Regions from separate parts of the Homo sapiens genome. Here all the other regions are linked to region 2. The links are chromatin loops, found by intact Hi-C in ENCODE. Cell type or tissue: mammary epithelial cell. All regions are shown on one strand. Links, peaks and the distances in the headings refer to the core of each region. The heading gives the core; the rest is flanking DNA.

Evidence for each region. Hi-C counts contacts between places; a loop is a spot of excess contacts. Peaks named below come from ENCODE experiments on the same cell type or tissue, not always from the same donor. Only the 100,000 strongest peaks of a DNase experiment are listed, where the experiment ranks them.
Region 1: a loop joins it to region 2, with 4 times the contacts of the local background. A loop is called at or near these places in 3 of 110 quality-filtered maps.
Region 3: a loop joins it to region 2, with 6 times the contacts of the local background. A loop is called at or near these places in 2 of 110 quality-filtered maps.
Region 4: it touches region 2 in a loop (4-fold over the local background); 2 of 110 quality-filtered maps call a loop at or near these places.

What each region holds. Positions count from the first base shown.
Region 1 is chr13:79,933,411-79,939,787 of GRCh38, forward strand. No RefSeq gene overlaps it. Among named protein-coding and RNA genes, the nearest start is that of LINC00382, 64 kb to the left of the region's middle. RefSeq lists an enhancer at 2,884-4,083. In mammary epithelial cell, for the core only: no CTCF peak of the experiment used is centred there; a DNase peak (open chromatin) is centred at 3,431; H3K27ac peaks cover 3,357 bases.
Region 2 is chr13:79,628,184-79,634,560 of GRCh38, forward strand. No RefSeq gene overlaps it. Among named protein-coding and RNA genes, the nearest start is that of LINC01068, 65 kb to the left of the region's middle. In mammary epithelial cell, for the core only: a CTCF peak has its summit at 3,194 (motif pointing right); a DNase peak (open chromatin) is centred at 3,308; H3K27ac peaks cover 1,270 bases.
Region 3 is chr13:79,545,812-79,552,188 of GRCh38, forward strand. NDFIP2 (Nedd4 family interacting protein 2) reads left to right here. Exons shown (of 8, transcript NM_019080.3): 6 at 2,517-2,583; 7 at 5,206-5,311. The coding sequence ends at 5,309. Among named protein-coding and RNA genes, the nearest start is that of LINC01068, 18 kb to the right of the region's middle. In mammary epithelial cell, for the core only: a CTCF peak has its summit at 3,292 (motif pointing right); no DNase peak of the experiment used is centred there; H3K27ac peaks cover 670 bases.
Region 4 is chr13:79,479,125-79,485,501 of GRCh38, forward strand. It overlaps NDFIP2 (Nedd4 family interacting protein 2), which reads left to right and starts at 2,031. Exons shown (of 8, transcript NM_019080.3): 1 at 2,031-2,400. The coding sequence starts at 2,080. It overlaps NDFIP2-AS1 (NDFIP2 antisense RNA 1), which reads right to left and starts at 2,107. Exons shown (of 3, transcript NR_046685.1): 1 at 2,028-2,107; 2 at 712-806. In mammary epithelial cell, for the core only: a CTCF peak has its summit at 2,279; DNase peaks (open chromatin) are centred at 2,117 and 4,377; H3K4me3 peaks cover 3,047 bases; H3K27ac peaks cover 3,865 bases.

The DNA.
Region 1 (6,377 bases), core at 582-5,581, 310 kb after region 2:
AGATTGTACCAGCTGATGGTAGCCATGGCCTCACCCTTACTGCCTGCTTTTCCAACTTAAGAGTGTTTATCATGGAAGCTTCTGTGTCCTGAATTAGGCTTATACCTTAGACTTAGATGTTGGACTGGCTGTTTCTAGCCTCAGGACATTTTCCATCCAATAGTAATACCTGGCTTCTTGCCAGGTGGCCCAGGTATCCTCAAAGGCACATGAGAGATCTCTGTTACTCCCCTTTCTACCACCTTCAGGGTCTAGCTCCATAAGGCACATTGGAACTCCGTGGTAGCCCCAATGCCCTGTTACCCACTCATCTGACGTCCCATTGAAAATGTGTTCTAGATAAAACAGCAATCTCCTGGGAATCTTATCCTGTTACATATTTTTTTTCTGAAAATAATTATCTCCAATTTTATGATATAACACATAGTCATTTAAGCATTATCAAAAGCCTAGGAATTTAAGGCCAGCCAGGGCAACATAGTGACATCTCCATTTCTAAACACCACCCCCCCAACACACAAACTTCCACCTTCTGGTTCTTCCATGAACATTTCCCACTGCCATTTTTTATTTTATTTTATTTGTAGTCAAGAGAGAGAAGGAGACTGAAAAAATAGCATTCATTTTATTGGAAAAGAAACAGCAAATACCCCAAACTGGTTATTAGTTTCTTATAAGTCTATGTCATTCTTTCAATGAATAACAGTTTTATGTTTTTCTCAGCTTAAGGTATAAATTTCTCTGTAGTCTTTTTTTTTTTTTCCTCAAACTCTTTCTTTCCTTTCCTTTTTTTTTTTTTTTTTTTGAGACCAAGTTTCGCTCTTGTTGTCCAGGCTGGAGTGCAGTGGCACAATCTTGGCTCACTGCAACCTCTGCCTCCCATGTTCAAGTGATTCTCCTGCCTCAGCCTCCCGACTAGCTGGGATTACAGATGCGCACCACCATGCCTGGCTAATTTTTGTATTTTTAGTAGAGATGGGGTTTCACCATGTTGGCCAGGCTGGTCTTGAACTCCTGACCTCAGCCTCCCACCCGCTTCAGCCTCCCAAAGTGCTGGGATTACAGGCCTGGCCCTCAAACTCTTAATATTGATGCTTGTATTATGGTTGTTTCTCAAATTTGCTTTAAGAATTGGTCATTTCTGGATAAAGAAAATGTGGCACATATACATATCAAATACTATGTAGCCATAAAAAAGAATGTGTTTATGTCCTTGCAGGACATGGATGAAGCTGGAAGCCATCATTCTCAGCAAACTAACGTAGGAACAGAAAACCAAATACCGCCTGTTCTCACCCATAAGTGGGAGTAGAACAATGAAAACACATGGGAGGGGAACATCACACACCGGGGCCTCTTAGTGGGTGGAGGGCAAGGGGAGGGAGAGCATTAGGACAAATACCTAATCCATGCAGGGCTTAAAACCTAGATGACGGTTTGATAGGTGGAGCAAACCACCATGGCACATGTATACCTATGTAACCCGCACGTTCTGCACACGTATCCCAGAACTTAAAGTAAAATAAAATTAAAAGAAAAAAAGAATTGGTCATTTATTCCTGGATCCCCTTCTCAAGACTCAGAGCATTAGCATAATAAAGGTTTTGAAGGGGAGGAGGTCAGGAGAAAAGATAAAATATTTAAATTACAAGTAATACAGCTATTAGTTTTGAAGTCATAGACTGTAGAAAATAAGATGATATATACATATAATTGATATTGCTCACTGAACCAATTTACTAAAATTAACAACAGTGAAAATTACCAGCCTTTGAAAGATATGCTGCATCAAGACTTTCTATACTCATTAGTTGAAATGATCTCCCTGTAGTCTCTGGAGTTGTAACACACCAATTGATAAACAGGCACTCTTAATACTTGAAGCATGAGCATCCCTGATGATTACAGACAACCACTGTCTCCAGTTTTGCCTGTGGGATATTCCAGTAAAGGTCAAGTCCATAAAATGGAAACATGGTTGGTATGAAAATAAGCTTCTGAAAATAATTTCTGTCATACTGAAAAAAATAACAAACCATCAATTCCAAGCTTTAGAACTTTCTAATTTTTTTGGCAACTGCAACTTTAGCTCTTCTTTATGTAACACTTTCTGCCCTTAACATTCTATTAGTTTTGTGCCTTCAAGTAAACACAATTCACCCACCCTGTCCTATAATTACCTAATGCTGAATAATCAGGTTTGTATACACTTTGGGATTTCATGATTTTTTCTAACACACCTAGAACACAAAATGGACAGATCCATTATGATTATCAGCATTTTCTTTTTTAGTTATCTAATAGTTTCGATCATTTTCTAACATCCTCAGAAAGTCATTTTTACTGTCTTTCCCTGTGTCATGAAGACACTTAAAACCAAGGATACATTGGACTTCACCTTTTTTGTTGTCATTACTGGGCATGACAGGCTTCTGCTGAGTTCTCTTAAGTTGAGCTACTCTTTGATTTGTGAGCAAAGGTTTAAAAGGCTAAAAAGGGGGAAATTGGTTCAATATTTCAAGCACAATGAAACATTTCTTTTGTCACTTTATTTCCCTGCTGTATTAATTTGTGGTTACTCACCTTCTCCTCGGATCCCCAAGGGAACCCCAAATCTGACTCTCTATGATCTGACATATGAACCCAAACATTTCTCCCAATAAATTACATCTCCTGTGTAATAAAACAAAATTGGCTGCTTTGGGGTATAGCAGAATATTTCAGGCACCATTTGGCCACAGTTTGGTTCGTTGCTCATATACATTCTGATGATGGGGATCTCTGTGGCCTAGGTTGGTCTGGGAAGAGGAATGTTGAGTTCACTCACTGGACCAAACAATGCAGGAATGTTTTTTCCCTGTCCATTCACTTAAACAATGTGCCATTCTGTACCTTATAAGCACTTAATTTATTCCAACTCTTTGGCCTGACCTGTAATCCCCTTCTCCTTACCCATCTGACCCATCTGTGTTTCATTTCCCACTCATCAGCATCCAAAGAGCTAGGCCCAGGGCCTGTTTGGAACCATTAGACAGAGATTGGCACTCTTCCCTCTTCCTGCGCCACATCCTCCACTGGAAAAAAAATGACCATCAGATCAGAGAACAGAGCCTGCTTTGTCCCCTGCAACAGGGATCTGGAAGCATTTTCAATCATTTGCACTCTATACCCACTCAAACGCATTAATGTGATCAACATTAGGCCTGTTGTGGGCATTTTTTCCAGCAAATAGCTTGCTAACATTCCAGGCATGTACTTCCCTGAAAACAAGACTGAGACAGGGCCCTGAATATTCAATTGGAAAATCACCAAGAGCAAAAGCTTAGCTTGGCACGGCTGGTGTTGATTCTTAATAAGTGACTTCCTAAAGCTGAGGCATGGGGCTTACAGCGTCAATGACTTGTTTGAAAAATATTTTGTAGGTGCCTCATACCACTCTGTTTCCTGTGGTATGCGTCATATTGTGAGCTATTCCAAGCTGGCCTGGTTAAGCACGCTAAGTTTTTCCCCCCAAGATTGTGGTGTTTAACTAAAAATGTCTTTATACAAGATGAGCTCATAGCTATTAGTGCTGATGTAGTTTTAACTGCTTGGATACCAACTGCAGTCGCTTGAAAATGTACTGCAGAAGGGTAAACGCAAGCAAAAACATATCTCACCCCGTCTAAAATGGCGGGATGCAGTCCCAGCGGCAGCGTTTCTTCAGGGGAGAAAGCTCCAGATTTAAGTACAATGCATACCTTTCACTTTCATTAAAAAGACTTACTGTTCTTAGTACATTACTAAAGTCAAGGTGCTGAAGACATCTGGTACACTGGAATAAAATTAACCCTTTTTATGGCTTCGGGTGTTTTGTAAAACTTGCCAAGGAGCAAAGCTAAGGTAATTGGAGAAAACAAGTGTATCTTTTCAATCAAATTTCCAAAAGGGAAACAAAAAGAGATCCAACGACCTAAAATTCTATCTCTGAGATTAAAGTACATACAAGTAGGATTTGCATAAGGTTCAAATAATAAGATATCGAATATAAAATGTCTTGACAGTTATTTAGAAATCAAAAGATGGGTAAGGGAATTAATACTGTTGTGTCCTCTGTATACCTCACATAGCTTTCGGCCTTTCTACCTTCTACATTGTTCTTCACAGCACTTATGGTGTAGAGATTATTATTTTCCTTTTGCAAACAAGGCCAGAGAATCCCAGAGGGATTCAGTAAGCTCCCCAAGGCCACACAGTTGATTAAGTATAGAAGCAGGATTCGAAATTAGGTCAGTGTGAATAGCAAGCTTGTGTTCTATCCCCTACCTTGCTACTTACAGATAAAAATATTCTCATCTCTATTATGGCTGTAATTGTCTACTTGTTCAAAGGCTGTGTGTTGGCCATGGTGTACTGGGCTAGAACAGGAGATGAATATAAATCTGTGTCATATTCCTTCCTGTCTCCCTCTAGTGAATAGGTTACAGACAGTATCTAGTTTGGGGCCCATACCCAGTAGGTGCCCAGTGGCTATTAAGTGATTAGACATTGTACATGCCATCTCTGAATGATTTGTGTTTCTACAATAGGGCCTTTTATAACAGAGAAGAGAGGGATTGATACTCTGGACACTGCTGGGGCTGTGTTTGCCTCTCGGGGCAAATAATTTTTCTTGGTGCCAGGAGCAGCTCTGACGTGGCTGCTCTGCCCTTATGTGGCCTGGGCCTTTGAGATCCAGAGCAAGAGCCTGGCCTGGTCTGGGATAAGGCAAGAATGCATCAAGGTGGAGCCAGAGAAGCCAGAAGAGGCGACTGTGAATGTCTGTCTATCTCCACGAACGTGTCACTGAGGAGACAGGAGAATGTCTATAGGAAGTGAGCAAGACAATTTCTGAGACAATGAGTTATTGGACAAATGCACTGAATAGCATTATAAAGGGAAGTAGGGACCTCAATTCCCCTCCATATTTAGGAAGGCACATAATGAGGCCCTACCCATGAAGTGGAAAAAGGGGCTTTTGTGTTGGCTATTCTCTGTGAGTAAGTAAGTGTTTTGGCTGTCTGGCTTAGGGGATACAGAATTATGCATCAGGACTATATATTGTGAGTTGATCCCTTATGCGCTGATACGTAGTGCATTATCTAAAGGAAATAACTTGCTTCTTGATTGAGGTTTGCAAACTGGGCATGTTTTCTTTTCACAGTATTAAAGAAATATAAAATTTTTACAAAAATTCCGTGACTTTCACACCTTACAATTTAGTGAGTTAGCAAAAACATCAGTTCAAAATGTTGAACTAAATGACAACTAGGAGATTGGTTTCTGTTCTCAAGTTATAAGTAGTTCCTATTTTCTACCTGAAGCATTAGAAAAAAGCTTACTTCAAGTGAGTAAAAAATACTCATATTGTGAAGCAATTTGGACTTCAGAAGTTTTATCACCACTGGATTGAGACATTGGGGATAAGCCATACAAATATGTTGCTAAACTAATAAAATCTTGAAGATTTAGAAATATATAGATTTCTTTAATTCTTATGTTTTAAAGTTTATGTTTGGAACTATTTAATAAAAAAGCAACATTAGGAAAAAATTTTTTTCTAATGAAAGCAGATAAAGTGGGAGCTGGTCAGAAATCTGTTCAATTCAGGCCTTTTGCAACCTCATCAAAAGTCAAATTATTTTACAATGAATAGTTTTGAATTATTATATTTCTTGCAAGGTGATTTTCTCTCTCTTGTTAGGAAGAGTGACTTCCATTCTTAACAAAGTAACGGGAAAAGAAGAGGTAAGAAAACGTCAACAGGCTAAAATTGTATGATCTATAATGGTGTTTCAGCGTAAATTTGGAAACATTGGCTAGGAGCAGCTGAAGTCCAAAACTCATGATGATCACGTTGATTTGAGTTTTCCCTAAGCCTGTTCCATAACAGGCTTTCATGTTTACCGTAGACATAAATTCACTGTGGTTCTTAAGTAAGGGCTATGTTTGAAAGAAGTGACTAGAATGCCAGGATTTTCTCTCAAGATTACCCCTTCAAGGAAAGCTCCGTGCAACTTTCCTTCCCAGGGCTGCGCACACAAAATTTCAGGAAACAGCAGGTCTTAATTAGGCCTCCAGTTTATAGTTTCACCTGAAAAAATACATTTAAAAAAATCATATATATTCGGCTGTCTAGATTTTTCACGTCAATAAATTCTTGCTAATTAATCACATTAACGGTGCTCCTTAAAAGTTGAAACAGAATCAGAAAACAAACCAAATTCCCCATAAATATCCAACATAAAGACCTATTCACTGATGCATTTTCAGTTTCTAAGAATTTTACAAGTGTTTTTTTCTCCCTAACAGGACACACACATACACACACACACACACACACACAAAATATCACTATC
Region 2 (6,377 bases), core at 503-5,502:
AGGAGAATGGTGTGAACCTGGGAGATGGAGCTTGCAGTAAGCCGAGATCACGCCACTGCACTCCAGCCTGGGCGACAGAGAGAGACTCCGTCTCAAAAAAATAAAATAAAAAAAAGAAGAGAAAAAAAATGCACTGTAGTCTACAAATCTTTTTTTCTCCTCCACTTTATGACCTTATATATGCCACTGTACAACTTATAAACTGTAATAACCTTAGTATTGGGATATCAGGAATGTGACTTTTCCAATTAGAAATGTCTGTCCATGTGATTCTCATTGCCAGGAACACGATTATGTAAACAGGATTGTGGGAAGGTTAAAAAAGGCTGCTAGAACTTACTAGTTTGCTGAAACATAGAACGCTTCTATCAGTTTTCTGTGATCTTGGCCATGGTAGAGGACACACCTCATTAACTTTTTGCCATCTTTTCTTCAGTGTATTTTCCTCATCGGTTTTGGTTTCTGTCAGTCAGTGTCACATGGCACTTCCGGCTTCATCCCTACTTGACAAGGTTAAGCCAGTTGATGCTCTGCAGTTCTGTTGAGCTTTATTTTCCTTAGATTTCTCCTGATAACCATAAAGTGAACTCTAGAGTATGTGTTAGGGACTGAAAAGAAGCCAAAATATTTTTATTAGAGTTTGTATTTCCACATTCACTAATTTTCTGAGCAGCAACAATGTGTCAGTGTCCTCTTTGAAAAAATATAATTAGGATGAAAACATTAAAAAAAATTTTTGCTCCATGTTAAACAAAATTCAGGAATAATCTTTACTGATGACATCTGCTTTTTATGCAGTCTTCAAAGTGAACCTATTTAGAGTTTCTCTTGCCCTCTCACTTTTTAGAATATAACTTGGCATTTATTCTGTAGCTCTCTGCTTTGACATATTCTGAGCTAATATGGAAATTGCTATGATCAGTTTGATCTTTAAGCTTTGGTAGATATTTTAGGACTATTTGCATTTTGTATTAAGCGTTAAAATAAAGATAGATAATGCTTTCTTTAACTCTTATTTTGTGGTAGACAGACATAAACATGACCAACAGATATTTTGATGAAGTTCAGATTATAGCAGAGAAATAAATGTAGTCCTCTGTACTAATCATGACTCTTTTCCTATTACACAGAGGGTGAGTGTGATCGACACACTTGATGTTGGTGTGATGTTCTTTCAGCACACTGTTAATCATCTCCTTTGTCCACTTTAGCTGATGCATTATTTTCTCAGTATTTGGACATAGGTATACTGAAAGATCAGTGATCTTTATTTTGTTATTTTGATAACTGGAGCGGATTATGAATAATTTCCATAAACCAAAGTCCAGTGCTTTTTAATGGTTTGTAGGACCATAAGAAAAAACTTATTCTGAAAAGTTTATTGTGAAGTAAAGCAACTTTCCAGAGTTCATATTTGGGAACAGTTAATCAGGATAAAGTATCACTTGTGTATCATAAACAGTTCTAGCCATGAAACAAGATGGCAACTTCTGCCAAACTCTAGGGATGGAGCAAGGTGATATATTATTGGCGTTGAGGGTATGGAGGGAAGAGAGTGAAAACTGGGATGGAATTGTGTGAGGCACAGTTGTTTCCCATAAATTCATGGATAAAGGAACAAGTTTAGGTCCAATCCCAGGGAGAAGTCAATATGGAAGTTCTCATCTGCCAGGGAGAGGTGATGGTGCACCTTAGACATTTTTTTTTCAGTGACGGCAATATTCTGCATCAAAAATAATAAGGTTATGAATTTGGGTTTTGTATCAATGAAAGGGCTACTGAAACATGAGCCCATAGGAATGCAGATTGAACTCTGGAGGAACTAGCTAAAACTAAGAGCTTGGGTCCTATCTTCAAAGTGAACTTTAAGTGAAAACTAGCAGCTGGCTACCTGAAGAAAAGAATCCATTTGCAAGTGTACCAGGATGCCCAAATCTCAGTGACCCAGGAGAGAGGTTGCAGGTAGAAAAGAGCATAATAGGTAGCTGGAATGTGATGAGGGCAAGTGTGAACTATCATGAAGTAATGTGAGGTGAACTTGATGGACGCTATGGGCTTGATCTTTTTTCTGTCCTTTCTCCTTTAAAGCCAGTTTGAGTCCTACCAGCAGGTTTAACCTTTCCTGAAGTATAAGTCCATTTCTGATTTTCAGTAGGCGATCCCTCTAGGTTGGCGTTTCTCAACTCAGCAGTACGTCATTCCTGCTGATTAGGTAGAAGTGACGTTTTAGTTTTGATAACTGAGCTTCACTATCTCAATCTAGATTCATATCCAGCTCTACCATTTAGCAAGTAATCCAGAACAAGTTACTTAAACTTTCTGAGTCTCAATTTCTTTCTATGTAAGTTGCTCAAAAATAATACTTCCCTCTTAGGGTTTTTGAGAGGTGTAGGTGCGATCATGTATTTCAAGTACCGGACACACAGTGGGTACTCAGTGCTGGTTCTTCTCTTTTTTTGACAGCCTCATTGTCCATTTCAGAGTGACAATAATCATGGAGAGCGAACAGGACAGGGCTAGAATTCCTATTCTGTAGATACAGAAACTAAGCCTTGGATGGTTGTGAGTTACATCAAGTGGCTACTGGGCAGAGGAGGAGGCAGCATGAAAAACCAATGCTTCTGACTTCTGTTCAATGCCTTTTGCATTCAGAGGTGCTGCTTTTACCCCTGACCAAAAAGAAAGTAAAAAGAATCAAGATACAATTTGCAAGAAAGCATCTACCATCACTTGTTATGTATTCCTTTTAAAATGTTGGTCAAAATGGCTAAGTAGCTTGTGGTTCTTTCTTCTTTGCTCAATTCCTGCCACTGATCTTTTCATGTTCATTTTTCCATGGTGAACGCACATGCTACTTGGGAAGGAATAACAACCATTTGGCAATAACCAAGCTGTATTTAGTTTTCACTATGTAGCAGTCCCTGAAAGTATTTTAAATGTTTACTTATTTATGTCCTTCATCCACATTTTAGGATGATAACATGGAAATAAAGAGAGCTTACATGAGCCCATGTTTGTAGAGCTAGTAAGTGACAGATTGCGAGTTTGACCCAAGTCTGCCTGGCATCGGAGCCCCAAACTGCTTATTTTCTTAATTACCTCTTTATGCAAGTGCTTAGTACACTTTTAATTTATTGCCATCTGTCTTAGCATTTTATATTGGTAAGCTAAATACCTGTTTATACTAGCTTGAACTGAAGGGGGCAGAGCCTGCCCAAAATGAAAAGAAGACTAGATTTCCAACTTGATGCCAACTGGAACAAGTTGGAAAACTACTCTGCTGTGGCCTCGGGCTATTTTTTATGAAAAAGGAAGGATGACTCAGAGGGTAGAACCAAGAGCATAGCATACAGTCAGGAGGCAACAAGAATTATTCACAGGGAGGAGGACTTGACTGGCCTATAATCAAGAAAGTGGTCCTGGCTTGTTCAGTAAGATAGAGACAGAGAGAAAGAAAGGAGGGAAAGAAGAGGATAGGAAAGGAAGCTAGAAAAATATCATTTATTTTAGATTATATGATTATTCACATATAAAGTCCCAAATAATTTATCAATAAATTATTAAATTTCATAGGTTAAGATTAAATTCTCAAGGCCTCCAGGTAGATGGCCAAATAATTTTTAAAGGTGAAAGACTGGCATTAGACTTTTTTTTTTTTTTTGAGTCAGAGTTTCACTCTTGTCACCCAGGATGGAGTGCAATGGCATGATCTCGGCTCTCTGCAACCTCCCTGTCCCAGGTTCAAGCATCCTCCTGCCTCAGCCTCCCTAGTGGCTGGGATTACAGGTGCCTGCCATCATGCCCAGCTAATCTTTGTATTTTTAGTAGAGATGGGGTTTCACTGTTTTGGCCAGGCTGGTCTCAAACTCCTGACCTCAGGTGATCTGCCTGCCTGGGCCTCCCAAAGTGCTGGAATTACAAGCATTAGCCACCGTGCCCTGCTGCATTAGACTTTTGAAAGCTCACAGACAAAGTAAGAAAAGAAAGCACACTGAAAAAAAATCTGTGAAAAAAAGTGAAAGCCAAGGATTTTTCATCCAACTAAGGTATCTGTCAAATATGAAGCCTATAGAAAAACAATTCTCAACATACAAGGAATTAGGAAATTCTGTACTCATCATCTCTTCTTGAGGAATCTACTAGAGGATTAAATCCCACCAAGTGCTGATTGGAAAAAGTTCAGCAAAAGGACTGATGGCGAACACTTGAAAATATATAAATGTGCATCTAAGACTAAATGTAAGTAGGAATGAGGATGGAAAATGAATTTACAAATGCCATATACTGTAACAAAATAGAAATAATGCACCAAAAAATTGGGAGATGAAGGGAAAAAGAAAATGGAAAAAGCTCATTGTTGTATAGGCAACAGGTGGACATAAAGGATACTGGGGTGGCATCTCAAATCACTGGGAGAAAGGCAGGTTTTTAACAAATATGCTAGAACAACTAGATCGCCACTTGGAAAACAATAAATTTAAATGTATACCTTGCACCATACATAAGAATAAACTGCAAATTATAGATTAGGATCTAAAGTGTAAAAAATACTAAACCATTCAAGTACTGGAATAAACTATGAGTGAACTCTTATTAACCTTGAGCTCTCATTAAACTTGATATAGGGAAAATCTTTATAACTATGACTCAAAATCCAGAGACAAAAAAGATTGAAAATCTGACTATATAAAAATAAAAAAATTTGAATAGAAAAGCAGCCCCATATCAAAAGCACCACCAAAAGGCAACTGATGAACTGGAAGAAAATTCACCACACATCGCAGAGACAAAGAACTCTTAAAAGTTGAGGGACACAAGATCAAAAACCTGATAGAAAAATTAGAAAAAGAATGAACAAACAATTTACATTAAAAATGATACAAAAGTGGTCCTTAAACATCTAAAGCCATTCAAATTAAATCATAGAGAAATACAAACTAAAATAGCACAGAGATAACAGTTCTCATTTTTAGAGTGGTAAAAATTAAAAAGCAATAATATTTTGTGAGGTTGTGCAGAAATGGGCATTCTCATACATTGCTAGTGGGAATGAAAAATGGTACATCACTTCTAAAGGGATCTATGGCAAGACCTAGCAAAACTACCTATTCTCTTACTTTTTGGCTCAGAGATTTCATTTCTAAGCATCTGTCCTGACTATAAACCTCCAACAATATGAACATTCATATGCACAAGACTATTCATTGAGATATTGTCATTGCAAACTATTGGGAATATAAACGTCTATACATAGTGGAATAGTATCATAAATTATGGTATATTCACCCAACAGAAAACCATATAGCTGTAAAATTGAAGGATGGTGATTTCTGGGAAGTGACTAGTGATTTTCAGGATATACCATTAAGTGTGAAAGCAAACTACTAAAGAGTATTAAAGTGTGACAACAATCATATGAGAAAGAAGGAGATATAAGAAAGTATGTATCTGCTAGTTCATGCAAAATATAAGATAAATCTGTAAACAAGGAGATTGGTTACTTACAGAGGTAAATGGAAAGAGGGTAGAGAGAAGGGAGGAATGGGAGTAGAACAATGTGGATTAGGAAGAGGTGTACTCTTCAATGAATCCAACTTTTCTATAGCTCTGACTCTAATAACCATAGTAATGTCTCATATAACCATAGTAATGTTTCATGTACTAAAAAATTAAGTTAACCAGGATATACAGATATAAAAATGGAATATAAATAGCAAAAAAAAAAATGAACCTAACTGCATTACAAATAAATAACATTTTACTGAAGGGGATGAGGAAGATAAGGCCTGATCTGAGTAACTCTGGAAAAAGTGTATTTTAACTGGGTATCACAAGGCTGAAGACCAAAAAACAAAAGCAAAACCAAAAACAATCCTGTATACAAACACCATACTCTAGTTGGTAAATCTATAAGAGTATGGATTAGTAATTCAGTAACTATTTTATGTGTATAATAGGATTGAAGGAATAAATGAATGTGTGATAGATAATGAGAGTCAGGTTTCCCATGGTCAGAAATAGAAATATAAAAATAAGGAAAAGGGGAAGGCTGCAATGAATATTGTGCTGATTGACAGTATCATTATGAACTCAAATTATTTAACATAAATGCATACAGATATAGAAATAGAGATATATGTATGAGTCAGTACACATGCATATGTTTCTTATCTGTACATGTTCAGAAAGCATAGGGGCAATGGCACCACAGAAAAGTAAGCCTAGCATTCAAATATTTGTTTCCAAATACTATTATTCTCCAGTAAGAGGAACTAGGGATTCTCTAGTTGAATGCATGACTGGGCCAGGGAATATGCAAGATGAGCCTGTACCATTTTGTGGTAGCAGAAAAAAAATGAAGTGATTAAGAAAAAAAG
Region 3 (6,377 bases), core at 455-5,454, 82 kb before region 2:
CTGCAACCTCCGCCTCCCGGGTTCAAGCAATTCTCCTGCCTCATCCTCCAAGTAGCTGGGACCATGGGCACATGCCTCCACGCCTGGCTAATTTTTTGTATTTTTGTAGAGACAGGGTTTCACCGCGTTGCCCAGGCTGATCTCAAGCTCAGGCAATCTGCCTGCCTTGGCCTCCCAAAGTGCTAGGATTACAGGCGTGAGCCACCGCGCCAGGCCAGTCTCACAGTTTTTAATGTGAATTGACATCTACCTTGGTCTCAATTCATTGCCTATTTTCCTATTTCTGTACTGCCTCTGTTACACTGTACTTTGACTTTTACTATAATGCTCCAAGTAAAACATTCCTCTTAGAGTTTAGTGCTGAGAGAAAAGTTTTCTCCTAAAAACCTGGTGTTCCCTTTCATTAGACAATAAGTAATTTATAAATCATACTGCCGCTGTCCATTTTGTATCTGAGCTGCGATGAACCTCGGATTTTGTGTAAATATCTTTAGCCTAGCCTTCTGATACTACTTCTATCTAAGGTTTTTTATTATGTGGTTAAAAATACATATGTGTTTTATTAAAAACTAACAAAGTACATTTTGAAAGTAGACAGGATGTAAACAATGAAATAGTGATGTTACATTAATATAATAAAATCAGATGAATTCATAATGTTCATTAATTTATTTTCCAAAATTTGATTTCTCTAGCCTGTGACTGGCCAATCAACATGATTGGTTTACTTATATGAAAAAAACAACAGTTGGCTTAGGCTTATGATTTTAGTATTTTAAAACATTTTTGCTAACACAGTAATGAGTCCAAAAGCATTTCTTTATCCTTTTTACATAGCAAATCCTTCTCTTTGACATCAGGGTGAAGGTAATTATATTTTTCACTAGGGAGTAAATAAGAACTAGTTTTATGGTAAACATTTTTGGTGAAGAATGACTGTTCTTGATGTTCAGGTTACCTGTTACTGGGTAACACGCAGAAATTTAAAAAATGTATTGCCTTTGTTCTTTATTCTTTTTTGTTCTTACAGCCTTTAAGACCTATATGAAAATGTTGTATTTCTAACTGTTAATCACTTGACTAAAAAATAGTATAGTACCATCCTGTATAAGCTGTATCTTTTCAATTTCAAGTCCCTCCTTCATTGTACATATATTTTAAAGATGTAGGTGTACATGGGATTTATGTTTTTAGTAGTACTTTGAAATTTTAAATCTCTGAAATTACTATAAATTTTAAAAAATTACTATAAAATTTAAAATATGAAATTACTATAAATACTGAAATTACTATAAATGGTTTATTTATTAATTGGAAATACTTCCTGAGAAAATACTTAAAAGGCTATAAAAAACAGACTTAGATAATCTTTATTTGATATGCTTACTAAATGATAACATTATTTACAATTTGTAAGCATTTTTTATTTTTGCCACAGCCTAGGATTTTTAAGCTTATATAGAAATTACCAACAAATAATTGGAAATCTTTACTTATAAAGTTACAAATACTTTTAGTTAGTATTAGATTTGAGAGCAAGTCTGCATTTAGTGGAATCATTTTTAGTTACATCAGATTCAGTTTGCAGACCAGTGGAAACAGGGTGGGTAAACACAAGCTAATTTTTAACAGTTTTAGAGTAGGTTATATTAAACACTTTTTAAAAAGTAATCATTTGAGGCATTGTTTTAGGTGCTAAAGTTATCTGAAGTAACTGAAGAAAATTAGATTGATTTTTTAAAAAACCTTTTAAAATTAATGAAGTGTGATGTCTAGAGTCTAATCAAGGAAAGGATAACTGTGTCCAATATCATCAAATTCTGCCTTCCATCTGCCTGTTCATATTCCCACACCACGGAGAATATAAAACTGTCTACCATGGCCACTAATAGGAACTGTTGAAATGCCACTTTAAGGTTCATTTAGCTGTTCTCAGCTCTCTGTTGGGAACTGAATGCTAGAGCATCTAGTTTGAAAATAAAAAGACTCTAATGGGGGTCTTTATGCACCTAGTATTTTTGGCAGTGATTAACAGTAGGGGGTGTACAGAAGGTCAAAAGCTCTTCTTTTGGAGGTCAGCAGAACACCCCCATCTGATAAGATTAAACTAATGTGGCTTTTGGTGTTAATATCTGAAGCAGCGGGTTGCTGTAGTGTGTTTGGGATGGTAGTTGTGGTTTTGAGAGATTATGAAAAAAGGACTGACGTGAAATTTCTAATAAGAAAATGTGTGATTCAGACATACAGCATTTACTGTTTCTTGCGGGGAGTTTGAAACTGGTTTTTGTTTCTAAAAATACTCCAATTTTTTTTTTGCTATTGCATAAGATGATTTTTTCTCAAATAATTTATATATGTGTATGCTGTGTATGCCATTAAGTGTTTTTATTTTTCCTTTGTGCCATTTTTAAGTGTTAAAGATTATTTGAAGTAAATCATTATGAAACTGAAGATAATTTATGATTTTCAAATTCAGGTGTATGAATTCGGTTAATATATTTATGTTCACTCCATAGTTTTCTGATTATTTTACTGGATATTTCAATGGACAGTATTGGCTTTGGTGGATATTTCTTGTACTTGGTAAGTTTATTCTTAATGCATTTAGTTTAACTTGGATATTTCCAAAAACTGTAAGATGTAAATAAACTGTGTTGCAATTTATGTGGAAATTATTTTTCTTCTGTAAAATTCTCATATTCAAACACATCATCTCACGTTTTTAAACTATTCTATATAGCACTACAGATTTCTTAGATTTAAAATCCAGAGGCTATCAGTGTAAAGAGTCAGTGGCGGGATGATAATTGAATGCTAAAAAATTTTAAAATAACAACGTGATAAAAAATTGTCTTTAGCATTTATCTCAGAAAACATACACAAATGACTTCTTTTAATGATCTTAGGAAATTTGAGAGTTGGATAGTTTGGTTGTTCTATCTGTTCTCTTATTTTTTGATCATGGAAACATTCTTTATGCTTTTGAAATGTGCCTTGAATTAATCATTAATCAGCCAGGCATAAGGAAAGGCTTTATGCCTAATGATCACAGTGCTTCTGTTGAGTTGTCTTCCTATAAGACGTGTCTTTTTATTAATATTGATGGAATTTTATGGATTTTCAATTTTTGTTCCCTTTTGTTTTTTACCTTCAATGTGAGATAATTAAGTTAATCATTAAATCACATTATATCTTTAATCCACATTTCAGATGTATTTGCTGACATAAGGAATACCTTTTGTTTCTAGTTAAGAGTAAAAGCCCATGTTTCACTCAGAATTTTACCAGAAAATAACAGCATTTCAGTAGGTGGCAGTCTTCTCTCTGAGTTTTTATTTAGTCATACTGTTGGATCTTTAGGATCTTTTGGGAAACAAATTATTGTTAGTCAGATAAGGTCACTTAATTCTTTAATAGCTATATTGAAATTATTTTAGTGTTGTGACTTTGTTGAGATGCATCTGGAGGTGAAGCCAGTTTTATATTATGTGTTCTAACTGCCTGAATGCCGTGTTCTTTATTGAGTTTCTTACCTAAAAGTGAGAAGGTTTATAAAGTCTATTAAGTATTTAAGCATATTAAATGAGTACATTTGTGTGTATATATATATTATTTAGAGATTGGAGGAATCTTAAGGAGGTTAGTGTGGGGCAGAGTAGAATACAGAGGACAATGCCAGTTCCACTTCAGAGCCATAATCTAGTGTTTATTTATTTAGGGGAATGTGAAAATGTAATCAGTGATAAAAATGTTGCTCTCACATATGCTGAAAAGAATGTTGAGCACTTTGTAGAATGCTGAGAAACAGTAGCCACTGAGCGATTGGTTTTTAGGTATGAACTGGGTGGCTTCTTTTAGAAAATGCCTGAGAAGTAAAATGTGTGTTAGAAAACAGCAGCTTTAGAGACAAAGGAAGGGATCCCACAAATAAGTTGGTTTACATTTTTCAATAATATTTTTACATTTGGATAACAGTATTATTATCTTTGAACAGCATCTGGAAGGGCATGAGGGTGGAATTCAGAAGGAGTCCCAAAAGGAGGGAGTTAGGATATGGGAAGCAGATGCGATTGGGTTTAGCTGTAATTTATACCATTTAAGTCATCATTTGTATCTCTCTTCTGTCTTTCCTCTCCAATTTACTACACACATGCTTCTTGTTTTTAGTGATTTGATTACTGTCTTGCAGTTGGGGTACAAATTTAGTTTGAGACTTCATATTTTAAATTCACAAACTCCTTTTCCTCCTGGTGAGGAAAGTCATACACATACAGTAGATATCTTCTGTTTTTGTTTTTGGATCCCCCCCACCCTGTTTTCCTGGTTAAAAATTTGCTGGAGTTAATAAATGTTTCCCTAAGAATCATATGCTTAAGTATTTCAAAGGCTTATACTAGTAATGGTAATGTTTTATACTTATCTAATATTTTTTATGTGAAACTTTAGAGAATTTTACAGGTATTGCTTTTTAAATTATTAAATATATTTGTGGTTGTTATTTTAAAATACTACTTTACAAAGGAGAAAACTGAGGTAGATATAAGATGTATCCCAAATAATCTAAATCATTAGAGTGACTGTCTTCCAAGTTGTCTTTTCTAACTCATCTTAATTTTTTATTATAAGTTAGTTTTTTATTATTACTTCAAAATAAGAACTCATAATTAAAAATATGTACATAATGCACGTATCTTCAAATACAGATTTCACAGATGACAGGCACTTGATATTACTATACAGGCTTATTGTTTTTTTCCTCATAATTGTTAGTAACCTCATGTATATATTTCCTTTTTATCTACTTTATATAAATAAATATGTCTTAGTTCACCCAGTAGTTATATTAATTGAAAAGATTGAGCCCATGGGTTCAATGGGGTTTTTATGAGTTGAATCAGTTTAAGTGCGTCAGGTAACTTTACTATTGAAGAAAATCACTTAAATGTATATTTTTATGTAATTCTGGATTTTTATAGCTAGATTTGCTTTAATTTTGGTACATCTAGGCTTAACAAATTGAAAAATTGTATTTCCTTGTGACAGAGTTTATCCTTATAGTGTAAAATATATTACAGAAATGAATGGAAGTCTGCAAGTAAAATTCCTTAAGCCAAGAGGATCTTGTTTATAATTGTCTACTTTAAATTTATCTTGCCCTTTTCTGTATAAAAACATAGTATATCCATATTATTTCAACCTTCTCAGGCCTGCTCCTTTTCTTCAGAGGATTTGTTAATTATCTAAAAGTCAGAAACATGTCTGAAAGTATGGCAGCTGCTCATAGAACAAGGTATTTCTTCTTATTGTAGAGGTAAGAAATATTAATCTGTGAACTCTGCCTATTCCCTTTATGTATTCAAATTTGCCAGATACATATTAAATGCCTAATGTGTATTCATGATTTTTACTGTTAGCATATTTAATATTTTTTAATACTGCTAACAGTCAGCTTATTGAAATTTGATAAGTCATAGACCTTTTTAGATAACTTTTAGATTTTTAAAATTGAATTTCATAAATTTTAATTTTTAAAATACATAGCGAGTGAACTGAAATTTTGAATCAGACTTTTAAAACTTCTCTTTAAAGATTAACCATAGAATGTATATGAAGTAACCACCAGCACAAAATTTGAAGGCTTGAAAAAACAAAATATGACATAGTACTTAGACCGAAGGAATGAGCATTTTTGTCTAAAACAATATGAAATTCACATAGACATCTGGTGGAGAAAAAAATCTGATTGAAAAACAATTTGTCTTGCAGTCCTTTTAACAGTCTGGATTAAGGAATAAAAGTCATGTGAAGAAAATAGTTCTGTTATTGTTTTCTTAATGTGTGCTGATTTTTTATCAACTATGAAGGCTACAACTTGAATAAGTAGGAATATGAAGAAATGAGTAGAAGTTGTCTTACTGGTTATCCAGTGAATTTCTGGAGGTCGTGGGTATAGTAATAGTATTTATTTATTGTTCAGCGGGAGTATCTTCACATAAAGTAACCTCATACTCCCTATTCTACTTTTTAAAGCAAGTACCATGTACTTTATACCTATAAATAAGGTAAACTTATAAAGCATTTGAACTCTATTACCAAAATGTCTACTAGTACTTAACTTCTGAATGCAGGACTATAAGGAACAAAGTGTTTCAAGTTTATTAAGTATTCTTTTTTCAAATAAATAAACTGCATGCTTTGTGATTTGGTTGCTTACATTTTATCATTTATATAAGTTATACATAAGCTTATATAATTTACTTATTTCTGCTAGAGTACTATGAATACATTTGTATTTCTAGATCATGTTAAAGTATCATTTTAAGTGTTCTACTAAAGTCTCCCCCAACCACTCCCAAAGAAGTCGCTTTTTTATTTTA
Region 4 (6,377 bases), core at 402-5,401, 150 kb before region 2:
TACTTCTCCTTCCCCTCTTTCTCTTCCTCATTACAAATACGCTTTCCTGCTGAATTTGTTACTCCACTAGATTAGCAAAATGTTCAGAGAATCTGGGAGGAGGGTAAAATAGAAAGAATCTGTTACTCTATCAGGATTCAAGATGTCTGCTTTTGGTCAGATCTTTGATTTTTACTTTTATGTTCTCAGTGCTGCATTGGGTGTAAGAAATGGTCTCTGCCCTGAGCAGCCATCTATTTGAGAAACAGATGAACACATGAATGATTAATGAAAACACATATGCATATAAAATTAAGTTCTAAATAAATCTTATAGATCGTAAGTGATATAAGGATCTAATTTCAGTTTGCTGATACTGGCTGTTGTTTTGGTCATCGAGAGGCAATACCATTTGGAGTGAAATTGTGAGAGTGAGCGTTTGTACCAGTAATACCAATAAAATGGCATATGTTTATTGGCTTAGAAACTAAAATACATTAAGATCAAAACAAGGCAAGTTTAACAATATTTAAGTATGAGATATCACTGCCTCTTATTGTTAGCACAGTAATGCTTTATGCTATTAGACATGTCAAAACGGCACAAATAGGAAGAGTTGATGAATGCTTTAAAAAGAACTATGAGGAAGGCTTACATTTTTTAGTTGTCAATCTCTCAAAGAGTTTCTGTTTTTATTCTATCTTGCTATTTTAACCAGTTGATTAGGCTCACCCAGTGGCAGTCTTCATTTCAAGGATCTCCTCTGGACATTCATGAAGGAAATAAATGGGGCTCCAGATCCCTTTCCTTCCCTTCAGGGCGCTCCACTGTAAGATCATTTAGGGAAAATGTGGTGTTATGTTAAAAACATAGCTGGGCCACATCAAGCAGCATCATAGTTTTTAGGGTATAGAACGTTGGTCTTCAGGTTAAAAGGTACTTTTCGCTGCTCTGTCATACTCTTCTACTTGCTAGAGAAATATGCTTTATGCCGTGTCATGTGTGGTTAACCAGACAGTGAGATACTACTAACAGTGCTCCCAAGTGATTCCTTGCTGTTAAATCAATTGGAATTATTGAGTATTACCACAAAATAATCCTATCTGATTTCATTACTTTCTTCTAACGTCCTTCCAGTAACCTAGAACTCTAGAGACCTCTTTCTTTGAGAGTTGTCTGGAGAGTCCGTTGGATTTTTAAATCTCTTATTACCAAAAAGTGGAAAAAAGAGTTTAAAAAGTAACCAAAGAGCTAGTGCCTGTAGTCTCAGCTACTCCAGAGGCTGAGGCAGGTGGATAGCTTGGGCCGAGGAGTTCGAGGCTACAGTGAGCCATGACTGCGCCTGCTAACAGCCACTGCACTCCAGTCTGGGCAATATAGTGAGACCCCATCTCTAAAAAAACAACAAACAAAAACAAAAATTACCCCACAGAAGAATTTCAGGGCAGTGGAAATACTCTGTAGGATACTATAATGATGGATACCTGCCATTACACATTTGTTCTAACTCGAGGAGTATACAACAACCTGAGTGAACCCTGAGGTAACTATGGACTTTGAGTGATGATGAGGTGTCAATGCAGGTTCATCAGTCGTAACACATGTACCACTCTGAGGGGGGATGTTGATAATGGTGGGGGGTTATGCATGCGTAGGAGCCAAGTGTATATGGGATATCTCTGTAACTTCTCAATTTTTCTGTAAACTCTAACTACTCTATATTAGTCTTTAAAAAATCGCTTATCTTACGAATGATTTTGAATAAGCGTTTTGGGAATGTTCTAGAGATGAATCTCCTCCCCATGTCCTACGCTGGGTGAGGAAGTGTCGGGTACCCGGGCGACCTGTCCTCAGGTGTTCTAGGAACGCGGCCCCATCCCTTGTCAGCCTCTGTCTCTGTGTGGTGAGAAGGCGCACTGGCTCGTGCCTGCGCGAAACTCGCGCACACAGAAAAGACCAATCAAGGACGGGTCATTCCCGCCCCCCGCGCGCCTTTTGCGACCGCCCACTCGACAGGTTGACAACCTAGACAGCTCCCCCGGACTTGCCTTACTTTTCCATCTCCTCCCACCCAGCTATACCCTCCCACTGGCGGCGCGGATGGCACGCCGGCGGAGCCAGCGAGTCTGCGCGAGCGGTCCGAGCATGCTCAATAGCGCGCGCGGCGCCCCGGAGCTTCTCCGCGGAACCGCGACCAACGCGGAGGTCTCGGCGGCCGCTGCGGGAGCCACAGGAAGTGAAGAGCTTCCGCCGGGAGACCGCGGCTGCAGGAACGGAGGCGGAAGGGGCCCTGCGGCGACGACGTCGTCGACGGGGGTGGCCGTGGGAGCTGAGCACGGAGAAGACTCCCTCTCTCGGAAGCCGGATCCCGAGCCGGGCAGGATGGATCACCACCAGCCGGGGACTGGGCGCTACCAGGTGGTGAGTTCCCGGCCTCCTGTGCCTCCCGGGACTGCCTCCCGCCGCGGCGTCCCGAGAGTCCCTTTCCTCAGGTTATTCCCGGAGGAAAAGCTGTGGCTTTTTTTTGTTGTGTTTTGTTTTGTTTTTTTGGATCTTCTGGCTGGAGCTGCTTCACTCGCCTCACCTGCGCACTCCTGCCTAGGACTCCTTCGAAACCCTTCTCTCTCGCCCCAAGTCTGCTTAGCTCCTCACCCGCACCCTTAGCCCCGCTGTGAGACGCCCTCCCTCCACACACCTTACAACTTGTATCCGTTTTAATTTCTCACTTTATCATTTTCTTATTCTCTGACTCAGTCACTCCTGAGACATTCTAGTCGATTGTCTACTGGAAATGGGGCTGACTTCACATACCTGCCCGGAAGGTGATCGCCGTCATAAATGGGGTGGGTGAGTAGGTGGGTGGAGGTGTAAGTACTGCGTGGGGTGGGATGTGGATTTGGCAAAAATGTGGGTTAGGAATTGTGGAACTGTAGAGAAAGACTAGCCATAATGCTGATCTTGTCTCTCTGCTCGTTAACCTTGTCATTTTGTCCTTTTCCATTATGTTAGTATTAAAAATGACTGTATTTTTTGGTAATCCCCACTTTTTCTTTCTTTCTTTCTTTCTTTTTTTTTTTTTTTTTTTTTTTTTTGGTTAGAGGGGAAACAGAGGTAGTTTTAGTAGAACAAATTCTAATCTTGTTTGAAAAATTATTTTTCGTTAAATACAAGGTTTTCCAGCTTAACTGTGTAAACTTTGGTAACTATGTTGAAAAAAGTGAAATGTGTTCCTCTATATTTTCAGTGTCAATTTTTAAATATATTTTTCTTTGTGTATTCTGGTGGTGACGTTGGAGATTCCTGTTGTAAACCTTAGTTAAAGATGGACTGAGCAATAGTTGACTCTGCTGTTGTGCTGTTGCAGCTAGGTAGCATGTCATTCTACAAACTTTCAGCCCATTTACTGAGGGAGAGGAGAAAAACAATACATAGCACTGGTGATGCAGTTTATGGTTTATAAAATTTTACAAATTTAGGTATGTTAGTCCCAGGTTTCAACTTTCAAATCTATTTGCACATGTAAGACAGGTTATAAGCCAAGACTTTCTATTAATAAGTACATTTTGGCAAATATGAAGGAACTGTAAGATGAGATCCTAAAGTATGTAATTTTGCATTTTTCTAAGATAAAAGCTCATGAGGCTTCCATTTTCAATTGGTTTGCATTCCTTAAAACCTACAAAAGGTCCATATTCCGAATTCTTTGAAAATTTATCAGCTTTTCTCAACAACTTGGGAAATACTGTTTCTCCCAGTATGGAAAGCGTTTTTCAAGTTGTCAGTGTACACCCTTTTGATGGTTTGAAAGGCATTTCTAGGTTTGTAAATGTTAGCAAAAATAAAATGATATAAATATTGAATAATATCAGCAGTGAAACTTGTTTCATTTTTCCTACAGACGTCACTACCCAAAACACTGTTAATTTATGTAGCTCTCAGTTTTAAGATATTTGTTTTCCCAACAACTCCTTTCAAAATAAATGGGCATATTTTATTGCTGCCCCCTCCCCTCGTTTTTTTCAAACTGACGATGTGTCCTACATAGACTTTGAATGTTCCTTGAGAACAGAGGGCAAAAATCAGTTCTTCTAAAGATAAAGCCTACCAGTCCCTCTAAAGGTAGTACTTTAGGTAGGACATCGATCTGTTCTCCTTGTAAGGCAACTTACAACTAACATTGTAAGGCAATGTTAGTGTTAGAGTTACACAATTTACGTAGTCATTTAACCTATCTAGTATAACTCTTGGTTTTGTTTATAATGGCCTGATTAATAACATCAGTGTATGCCAGAGAAAAAGCTGAATTGACATTTTCAATAGACTTTTTAAACTAGGGATCAGTCTTCAGCTCTGGCTTATATGATGAACACAACTATTTTGTGGTTGCCTTTAGCTCAGTTTTTGGGAAAACTGGAATGCTTAATAAACTGGAGCAATAAACCACTTGAGTTGTTGAATGTTAAGGGATGACTAAGTCAGGAGATAGGCAAGTATACTTAGGGGTGAGATGGTATGCAATGTTAATTTTTCACTTACTTAAAGAGTTTAAAAACAGCTTTTCATACTGGAAAGCTAGCAGTGATGCTCAGGGTCATCAGAAGGACTTACTACCATTAGCCAATGCACAAGCTTTATCTAGAAACTGCTTTTTCTGTGATCTCTTCTTTCCTTTCATTGTTAAAAGCATCCAAAATTTATTGAGTAAAGCAGTGGATAACAGTTTAGAGCTACAAAAATTCTTGATTGTTACCCTTCTAATTTCAGAAAAAGCCAGGTATGACACGTAATTTTATGGGAAATTCAGTTTTGTTTGTTAGTAAATGAGCAGTGTTGCTAACTATGACGAAGTTGACTTGGCTTGCAGCTGCTAGACCACATTCTAACTTTGATGTTCGTTATTTTATTATTTATTTATTTATTTATTTTTATTTTTTGAGATGGAGTGTCTGTCACTCAGGCTGGAGTGCAGTGGCGTGATCTCGGCTCACTGCAACATCCGCCTCCTGGGTTCAAGTGATTTTCCTGCCTCAGCCTCCTGAGTCACTGGGACTACAAGTGTGGTGCACCACACCTGGCTAATTTTTGTATTTTAGTAGAGATGGGGTTTCAGCATGTTGGCCAGGCTGGTCTCGAACTCCTGACCTCAAATAATCTGCCCGCCTTGGCCTCTCAAAGTGCTGGGATTACAGGTGTGAGCCACAGAGCCCGGCCAAAGTTCTCTATTTTAAAGGATTATGTACCTGTACCAAGCTGACTTCTAAGATTGTACCTGTACCAAGCTGACTTCTTATTCTGTGTACAAGTTAAATTGGCAGTGTTGATTGTAGCAGTAATTTCCCAAACTGTATTTCAGAATGATAGTAAGTGTAACTGGAAGATTTATAATACATTAGCATATTAAAACCATGAAAAATTCTGCAGTAAAGACAGTGATTTGGATTTCTTTAACCTAGCTCTTCCTAATCTTTGTTTTGTTTTGTTCTTTGTTTTTAAAATTTTAAGATTATGTTAACATTTCTACAATATCAATTTTCTATGGAACATAATTTGAAGTATTCATTCTACAAAGATCTGAGTACTTTGCTCTTGTATCTGGGGAATTAGAGTTGCCCTCGATAAATTAGCTGAGAAGGAGGCTTGAAGGAGGCCTGACTATTAACGGGTAAAAAACCTACAGGTTTTAAAGCCATCTGGGCTTATATATTAGATTGTGCTGTTTGCAATTTGTGAGACCTTGCTTAGTTACTTTACATCTTGAAGCCTCAGTTTCCTTATATTAGTATCTACCTGACAAAGATTATTGTGAGAAATAATATAATACATGTGTAAAACATGTAAAGACTGGTACATGATAAATAAGTACCCTTTTTACAAGCTAATAAGTTAGTGTGTTAATGTTTCACGGTTTCTGGCAAAAAAGAGGTGACCTCCAGGTTAAAGACTGATCATTACTCATGACATAGCAAGCAGCACGAACATCAGCATATTTGTGTAGGTTTTCCTAGCTACCAAATTCCACAGAGGGGCTGGGTGTCCATATGGATTCGTGCAGTGGGTTTGCATCACAGCTGAGGAACTCAGAAACTCAGAACCAAGGGTGCAGCTCTTTTTTTTTTAAAGCAAGCAGCAAATATCTTAGCAAACAACAAACAAACTAGTTCACCTTCTCCTGGGATGGCAGTTACACACTGTGGTTGCCTGATCTTTGTTCCCTGTGTAACTTATTAGAAGAAACAGCTCAGTATGAGGAAATGGAAAGCTTTACACACACTCAGCAAGAATGTGCAGGGACATTCAGGCCCATGGCTGACTGCCTTACTGAATAGTACATGTTCTGGATGAGATAATGTATAATGAGTTTTAGTTATACTCATTTCATTTTCCACTGGAAAGAAGTG